2 separate regions of the Homo sapiens genome follow, and region 1 is linked to region 2. A link is an interaction called in ENCODE POLR2A ChIA-PET data of the cell type or tissue named here. Cell type or tissue: PC-9. All regions are shown on one strand. Each heading gives the region's core, and the rest is flanking DNA. Links, peaks and the distances in the headings are about the cores only. Region 1 has its middle 83 kb from the start of ARL4C. Region 2 overlaps LOC101927896 (a long non-coding RNA gene).

Region 1 (4,390 bases), core at 259-4,258, 290 kb before region 2:
TGTTTCAGAACAAGCTCTACTCCACAAATACACAGGCCAGAGGTGTGCAAACCTTAGGGCCCTGAGAAGCACTGAAATAGGCTTATTTTTTAAATGCAAATTTCCAGGGTCTTCCCCAGCACATTATGATTCAATGTCAAGGATAAAGGGTGATGCACATTTTAACAGTCACATCAGGAGAGAAGATGCACTTTCTTGGCAGATCACACTTTGAAAAACTCTGCCTTATTGCCCGATGGTAAAACCAGTTTATTAGCCCAGATTCCCTCTCTCATGAGGACCTCATGGTGAACTTGGGGTCCTTTTCTACCAGTGAACCTTGACTGAGTCACTCCATTATTCATCAAGAGGTTTTCTCCACAAAGAGTCTTGGAAGTAAGGATCTGAGGATTTCATCCTTTTCTTGAAACCTAGGTCCCTCCTCCCCCAAAACACACACACACACACACACACACACACACAGACACAGACACATACACATACACACACACAGACACACAGACACATATACATACACACACACACAGATGCATACACATACACACAGACACATATACATACACACACAGACACACACAGACACATACACACACACACAGACACATATACATACACACATACACACAGACACATATACATACACAGACACACACATACACACACACAGAGACACACACATACACATACACACAGACACATGCATACACACACACAGACACATATACATACACGCAGACACACAGACACATAGACACAAATACACACAGACACAGACACACACATTTACACATACACACAGACACATACATACAAACACACACGCATATACACATGCACACACTCATGCACATACACACACACACACACAGACACACACACAGTTCTTGTAGAAATGTTTTAACAGAAGCATTGCATACTGAGCCAGCCTGGCACAATAAAGTAAATATCCACATGGCAAGGGAACATTTATAGAACCAAGGAAGGGCACTGTCCTGAACCTTGCAGCACAGGAGACCTGCTCCAACGTGGCTTTCTATCTCTCTGTGAAGAGAAACCCTAGAAGCTTCTCTCCTATAAAAAAGGGGAGGCACATAGCTGGGAGTGGTGGTGCATGCCTGTGGTCCCGGCTACTCAGGAGGCTGAGGTGGGAGGATCATTCGAACCTGAGAGGCAGAGGTTGCAGTGAGCCGAGATCGTGCCACTGCACTCCAGCTTGGGCGACAGAGCAAGACTTCATCTGAAAATAAAAACTAAAAAAAAAAGGGGGTGGGGGGCAGGGCATAGAATGTAGGCCCACTGCAGTCTCACAGAAACACGGGTCAATCCTGCACTCAGCCTCCTGCCAAGTCTTCATACCACACTGCAATCGCCTCAAGAGTAAGGGCTGTGTCTGTCCCATTTATTACTCTCCCCCGAGTACACCCGCGGAGCACTGGGAGCCCAGGAAAGGGAGCCACAGACGTGTTAATTTAACTTATCTGGACGATTGTGCAAGTGGCACTGTCAGAGCTTGGGCTGCTGCTGGTCAGGAGCCTCACCAGACACCTGTGCTGGTCAGCAAGGCTGCCCAGTAAACTATCCTGATATCCAACCTTCCGATAATGGCAGGATGTTCAGGACTGTTTGTCCTGGCCCCCTGGTGTTGAGTAGGGTCAGAGGTCCCGTTCTGGCCCCTGAGTTGTGAGCAGAAGGGATGAGTGTCACCTCTAGGCCATGCTCTTGGCTCTGGTTTAAGATCCTCCAGGACTCACTTCCCCTCTGCACGTCCACCAGCAGCATCTGGGAGGGTTTTGACTTAGCCTGAGGCCCTGAGTCACTGTAAGAAGCAGAGGCTCTTGTCATCATGTCCTGTGAGCAAGACACATTCTCATGCTGTTTCCAGTGGCTTAGACTGTAGGTGGTTCTAGCAGCATAACTGAACCTGTCTTAGCTGATGACACCCCCAGAGCCAGGGACCAGGGCAGGACAGAGGGTCAGGAGCTCAGTCCTGCAGAATGGGGAACAGGGGACAGGAGTTGGAGATCAGATGATAGCAGTCAGTTTGGATGACAGAAAACTGGCAGGCTTGCTGTGTAGCAAGCAGAGGCCACAGCCAGTCCTACCTAGGGATGAGTTGCTCCCCAGTCTCTCCTGCCATCTGGCTCTGCCTCCGAGACTCCACCCTGGCCTCTCTTGGCTCCATAAATCTGCTCATCTTTCAGCACAGAGCCCTTTAGATCCCTTCAAGCACCGATGTTCTGGAGAATCACTGGTTAGGTCACTTCTAAACTGGAGTACAGTGGGGTCAAAACAGTCAGTCATCACAGGGGCTTAAGTGGCGGTAGCTCCTGTTTGCTTCTGCCCGTCACATTAACTCACGGCACTAATCCCCCATACCCGGTATGAATGAGAGGTCCCAGCAGCAGGTGAAGACGCTCACCTTTGTGATTCCCTCTTCCCTCCTGAGTCTCCTTCCCTCCCCCCGGCCTTGTCCCATCCTCCTCCAGTTAAACAAGGTTCTCATTGTCCCTTCCCTTCCCCACTCTTATACCTCCTCTTGGGCAAGCATCTTCAACCTAGGGTAGCTGTCAGCATACTCACTCCCTGCGGGAGAGCCAGAGGGTCCCAGCACAGGGCCTGGCCAGGTACTCAAACAATGACTAGCAACATAACCTCTCCAAGCCTCATCCTCCTCCATGGCAAAAATCAGGTCCATGATGTTTAACCCACATGGTCACTGTGGGCCATGCTTGGTAAAGTACCAGGAACTTTGAGGATGCTTTCTTGATGTCCAACAAGGCTTTGCAGCTCTTGAAGGAAGCAATGACTTTGTTCCCATCAGTGAAGGTTCCAAGACACAGATAGGTGCTGCCCCTCTGATAGCCATGAGCACCTCGGTCACACTTCAGAGACTCACCCTGCTGTATGGACCTTGCTGCTGACTGGTTCCCAGGCCTGAGTGTGAATCATGCCCACTCAACTTACTAACGCCGTGCTCAGAGCACACTCATCGGAAGCTAATAACAAGAGGAGTTTCTCTTTTCCCCTTTGAAGAAAATGTCAGGAAATCCATGGGCAGACACTCTGCTAATGACTTGCCCCAAATCATTTCTCTTTATCCGCTGGGAGAGACTTGCTAACTCTGTTTCTTCCTTAAACTTGTACCTAGGGCAAGGAATGCCCCAAAATGCCAAGACCCACTGTTGCAGGTGCTAATTGAAACAAGTAATGAGTTCCTCTTCCTAAAAAGTGTAATAGGCTCCTCTGCGTTATTCAGTAGCTTGAATATCCAGTGTTTCTTATTCCTTTTAATCACAAATACCCTCCTTAGAGTAGAAGAAATTGCAGCTCATTATCTTGCCTAATTTGCATGCTTGCCAATTACATACCTAGCAATACAAAACACAAAAATACAAATGTTTAGCAGCAAACAATGATTTAAGCCTGGAATAAGCAATTCTCCCTGTTTTCATCATCAGTGTCATACCCTTTTCTTGCTGCCAGACACAAACAGGAGACCAAATCCACTTTAGACAACGGTCTTTGGGGGCCTCTGGGGGTCTTTTTGATTCTGCAAAGCTTTGAGCCAAGGAGGAGGCATTTAGAGAAAGACAAAATCCACACAATAAAAATACTTGTTGGCTGTTAATTGGAAATTCAGAATGCACGGCTGCAGGGCATTTATTCCTGCTGGCAGCCTCCCCGTCCCCAGCCCCTCAGTCCCGGAAATTCTGGAATCTGAGGGTGAGACGTTTTGCTGGCTTTGGCTGGGACATTAAGCAGAGGAGTAAAGGGGTCACAGGGTGATTGTCTCCGAGCAGAGAAGGAAAAGCCCCCACTGTATTTCCACCCATTGCACCCACCAAGTCCAGCAGGGGAAGCTCACGCTGGTTTCTCTCAGACCACCCCACACCCACAGAAATCCCCAGGCTTCCCCTTCTACTTTTTAAACCTCAATCCATGGCCCAGCCCTGAATTCGCGGCAACACAGCCAATTCTCATTCCCTTTTCTTTCCCCTCAATCTGTTTCAACAATCTCCAGCTGCAGAACATTCCAGACCTCTGTGTTCTCCACACTGACTGCCCACTTAGGAGGAGCGTGAGATGAAATCCCCCATCACCAAGGCTGCTGGCACCGTCTCATTGCCTGTCTCAGCTGAGCCTTCAGTCTTGCTTGACTAACTTTTTTTTTTCTTATTCGTCTTCATTTCTCTTTTCATTCTCTACCGCAAACATTCCAAATAGTCATCAGGTAAAGCGCTAAACAGGTGCATTAGTCTCCCAGGGCTGCCTTAACCAATGACCACTAACCAGGTGGCTTCAAACAGCAGGGATTTATTCTCTTGCTAGTCCTGAAAGCTAGGAGTCCAAAATCAAGGTGTCAGCAGGTGGTTCCTTCTGGAGGCTCTGA
Region 2 (4,390 bases), core at 286-4,285:
TTGAAGCAAAGTCTGTAACTAAATAAACTATGTTACTTTGTGTTCATTATTCAAACATTTTAGGGACCAGGAGAATTCTATGGTTTGTTTAGTAGAAAAAGCTTACCAGGCTGGGCGCAGTGGCTCACCCCTGTAATCCCAGCACTTTGGGAGGCCAAGGCGGGCAGATCACGAGGTCGAGAGATCGAGACCATCCTGGCCAACATGGTGAAACCTCGTCTCTACTAAAAATACAAAAATTAGCTGGGCGTGGTGGTGTGTGCGTGCCTGTAGTCCCAGCTACTCAGAAGGCTGAGGCAGGAGAATTGCTTGAACCTGGGAGGCTGAGGTTGCAGTGAGCCAAGATCATGCCACTGCACTCCAACCTGGTGATAGAGCGAGACTCCATAAAAAAAAAAAAAAAGAAAAAAGAAAGAAAGAAAAGAAAAAGGTTGCCAAAAAAAGACCTTGATGCCATCTAAAATATGCCTTTTCTCAAATCCTTTCTAATTGTGCTATGTTTAGAGCATGAAGAACATGACACAAAAAATATAATTGCATCATAATTGGGTCAAAAATTCAGTAAAAGTGACAGTCCTTGAAATTTACTATTCTGTATTGGTCCCTTAAGAAATTATCAGCAAGAATATATTTAGAAAATAAGTCCATCACCAACTCATTCCCTTTTAGTTACACAAATCTACAGTCTACCCAGTTAGGAATAATCCTTCCCTCTTACTTCATTAATAAAAAGACCAAATCATTCATCATCCATTTAGGACACCTTTTAGAGTGAAACGGGACACTCTTAATCATGCTAGGATAACAGGCATAAGCCAAGTCTGCCAAGACAAACTGGGCATTGCACCTGTCCCACCTGTGGCAATATTCATAATCAATATAAACCTCAGGATGTTTATAAGACTTGCTTGGTTGTAATGCATTGTATCTTTCCAACTATGATACAAATTACTTTCAGGGGACACAGGTTGAGCTCTCTTTTCTAAAGCCGTATTCAACAGACCTTAATTGGTCCACAAGCCCTGCAAACTATTTAAGCCATCTATCCACCAAAACACCTCCCTTTTGTAAAAACTAATGATTATCAATTGCCTTGAGAAATGTGATGAAGCATTTCAAAAGTCACTCTCACTGTAGTTTCTTTAAGTGTATTGCACTTGATTCTTTTCTTAATCTGGAATTCACTTTCTCTTTTTTAAAAAAAATTTGTTTTTGTGTTAGAGGATTTTTAGGAGAATAGACTAAGTTTTAGTATCTCCCCATTCAAGACATAACAGCTCTTCTCAAAGGTATTAAAGCAGTAGCAGCAGTTACTCCTCCCTTCATTCTTAGACTTTCACCTCCAAAGCCAAGTCAATCAAATGCAAAGAAAAAGTCAGTCCATCTTGCATTATATATACTAGAGTAATGGTCTTCATTTATTTCACAGGTTTTGTCGTTCATTCTTTGCATGCAGACATAGCCAAAATCCTTTTGTACCATTTGTAAAGTGGAAATGATACTACCACTACTATTATTAGTCCCTTAAAATCACCTGCAGCACATTGTGTGTTTGTGTGTCTCAGGGGATCACCTGAGCTATTGGGAAAGGTTAAAACACACACCTGAGTTGAGAGGCCAGCTGCGCCTTGGGCTTTATTCCACGGAGAGACACGTCCACCTAATGGAAACTTTCTCACCACACTCTGTAAACAGAAGCCTGTGGTCATACACCTTCCATGTAGCCCAGACCCCAGATCACATTGCAGTTGGTCCCTGTGGCTTGCCTCCATCCTTGGGCTATTTAGATATGCCAGATATACAGCACTCATGTTCTCTTAATTTAAGCCTTTGCATAGCTGCTCAATATCTGCCTGCGCTCCTGGCCTAACTGGTGAAATTAGAAGCGTTGAAACTTCTTTTTGGTGACCTCTTACTATTTTACTATTTCTCAGGTACCAGAAAAGAAAGGTCTCCCTGTCCACATCCTACTGATGTATTGCTGATCAGTTCAAACCAACTTTATCTATTCTGTATCCTAGTAAACATACGACTTGTCCTTCTAACATCCACTTGGGTGGAGAAGATCTGGTAGAGAGGAGAAAAAGTGGACATTTTACAGAAGTGAAGTCAAAACAACAATTTCAAGAAATCATTCAGGATTCTATGAAATTCTGATCTCACTTTACACTTTTCATGATCTCTGATGAATAAATCTTTATGCGAGGAGGCTGGTTTAGGGACTTTGCTGCTCTGGGTTTGAGTACCCCACAGATCCTGACCAGCACTTCCCACAGCTTTAATGACCCCCATTCAGAGATTCTAAACCTTAACAATATCAAGACTTCGTGCAATTCCTCTTATGGTTCACTAAAAAGCTTAGGCTAGGGCCGGGCACGGTGGCTCACGTCTATAATCCCAGCACTTTGGGAGGCTGAGGCGGGTGGATCACCTGAGGTCAGGAGTTCAAGACCAGCCTGACCAACATGGTGAAACCCCATCTCTACTAAAAATACAAAAATTAGCCAGGCGTGTTGGCATGCACCTGTAATCCCAGCTATTTGGGAGGCTGAGGCAGGAGAATCACTTGAATCCGGGAGGTGGAGGTTGCAGCGAGCTGTCCAGACTGGGTGACAGAGCGAGACTCTGTCTCAAAAAGAAAAAACAACAACAACAACAAAAAGCTTAGGCTAAATCATTCGCCTGAAGGTCTCAGTGTCCTCCAGTTTTCATGTACAAAGATGGCGTTTCCACCTTCTCAGGACTATCATCTCAAGAGCAGACTCAGGCACAGTCCTTTCATATTGACTCCCGCTCTACATTTCATCACCTTTCAGAGAATGCGCCCAGAACAACAAAAGACTGTTTGCAGTTCTAATGATTTTCTTGCTGACCTTTGACCATGCAGACAACACTCTGTTTTCTCTATCCCAAAATGTGTCTGTGCATAATGCCGTGTGACATTCACCTCTATCTTTGAATTGCAATGAATTAGGGATTAGAGCCTCAGTGAACGCTGCTGCCCTTTTCAGGCTGTTTCAACTCTGCAGGGATTTATTTGCCCCATTTTATGTCAGTAACTTTGCCTTTGCAAGCTTTACCTAGGCTTCTTTAAAAAAATTATTTTTTTAACTTATAGAATATAACCAGAGCAAACCTTCAGAGCTGTGGGGCAGGGAAGACTAATTGGTGTTCAAACCACTTTGAAGCTTTTAGTCCAAGGGCAGTAGCATCTCCATAAATGTTGTGAGTATCCAAGGGCCTGATTTCACTCCAAGAATATGATTTGTGCAGTTTGCAAGTTGTTTTCTAATTGTAGGATGTGAAGAACTGTCGGCTAGAGTCTAGATTGATTCTGATGAGAGCCCAGAGACACAAATTCATCTTCACTTGCCCTCCTTGTTTCACGTTTAGATGGCCACAGATTTCATCTCCAAGATATTTTAAAAACACTGTTTTCCCTGTGGTCCCTACCCCGTCATGACCATCCATGTGTCCTCCATTAAATGTAACCAATTTCTGTATCTTTTTGAACTTCAAAATATTTCACAATCAATTGTCTAGATAAACTTACATCTCATTTAAAATGGCATAAAAGGCGAGAGAGAAGCTTGCTTGCTTCTTGAATCTGATTACAAAAAAATTATCAACTATGTAACTTTTTACTTTAAACTACCCAGAGCAGCATGAATGGTATGTCTCAGAAAAGGCAAAAATAATAATATTTCCCAAACTCACTAAGGTAATTATTCCTGCCTTATAAATAACAATACTTGACAAATATAAAACACCTTCACATCAAAGTCACTCACACTGTGTTTAAAAAATTGAGGCTGATATCTCTGGGTCCCTATCTGAATAGCCAGATGCAGTCTCCTGGGGCACGGCAGGGAAGGAAAGAGAAGCAACATTTACTGAGTCTCTCGTGTGTTCTTACATGTTTAACCCCATTTAATTCTCACAGTAACCCGGAAGTTACAATTTTCCTATTACAGAGGAGGTAACTGAGGCTCAAAGAGGTTCTGTACCTTGCCCAAGGTCATTCCTGCTAGCAGAGGCAAGGTTTGAACCCACTTTTGGCTCCCTGCAAGGGGTGTCCCATGTGAGAGATAAAGAAAAGTCCCTCAGGACCTGTCACCTTGAGCAGTAGCCTAACTTCCTGCTGAAAATTCTAGCAGGTGGCCTAGAAATTGGAGAATGAAGCAAGTCAGAGAGAAAGAGAAACATCCATGAAAGAACTGGCAATGGACTGTCTTCAGAATGACCCAACCTTGGTTCTCAAAGGGCATCTGGTTGGGCCTCAGTGTCACTGGTAGGACACAGCGAACACCTGAGGAGGTGTGGCTGGAAGGCACTGGGACTTCAGAATACAGCAAGGCAGGAAAATAAACAGAGCCATGTCCAGTCCAAA

What was found. ChIA-PET counts read pairs that join two places held together with the same protein. Peaks named below come from ENCODE experiments on the same cell type or tissue, not always from the same donor. Only the 100,000 strongest peaks of a DNase experiment are listed, where the experiment ranks them.
Region 1: POLR2A ChIA-PET joins it to region 2 with 5 read pairs; 2 of 35 experiments call an interaction of 5 or more read pairs at or near these places.

The regions. Positions count from the first base shown.
Region 1 is chr2:234,577,930-234,582,319 of GRCh38, forward strand. No RefSeq gene overlaps it. Among named protein-coding and RNA genes, the nearest start is that of ARL4C, 83 kb to the left of the region's middle. In PC-9, for the core only: no CTCF peak of the experiment used is centred there; a DNase peak (open chromatin) is centred at 1,812.
Region 2 is chr2:234,868,532-234,872,921 of GRCh38, forward strand. All of the region lies in intron 2 of LOC101927896 (a long non-coding RNA gene), which reads right to left. Among named protein-coding and RNA genes, the nearest start is that of SH3BP4, 81 kb to the right of the region's middle. In PC-9, for the core only: no CTCF peak of the experiment used is centred there; no DNase peak of the experiment used is centred there.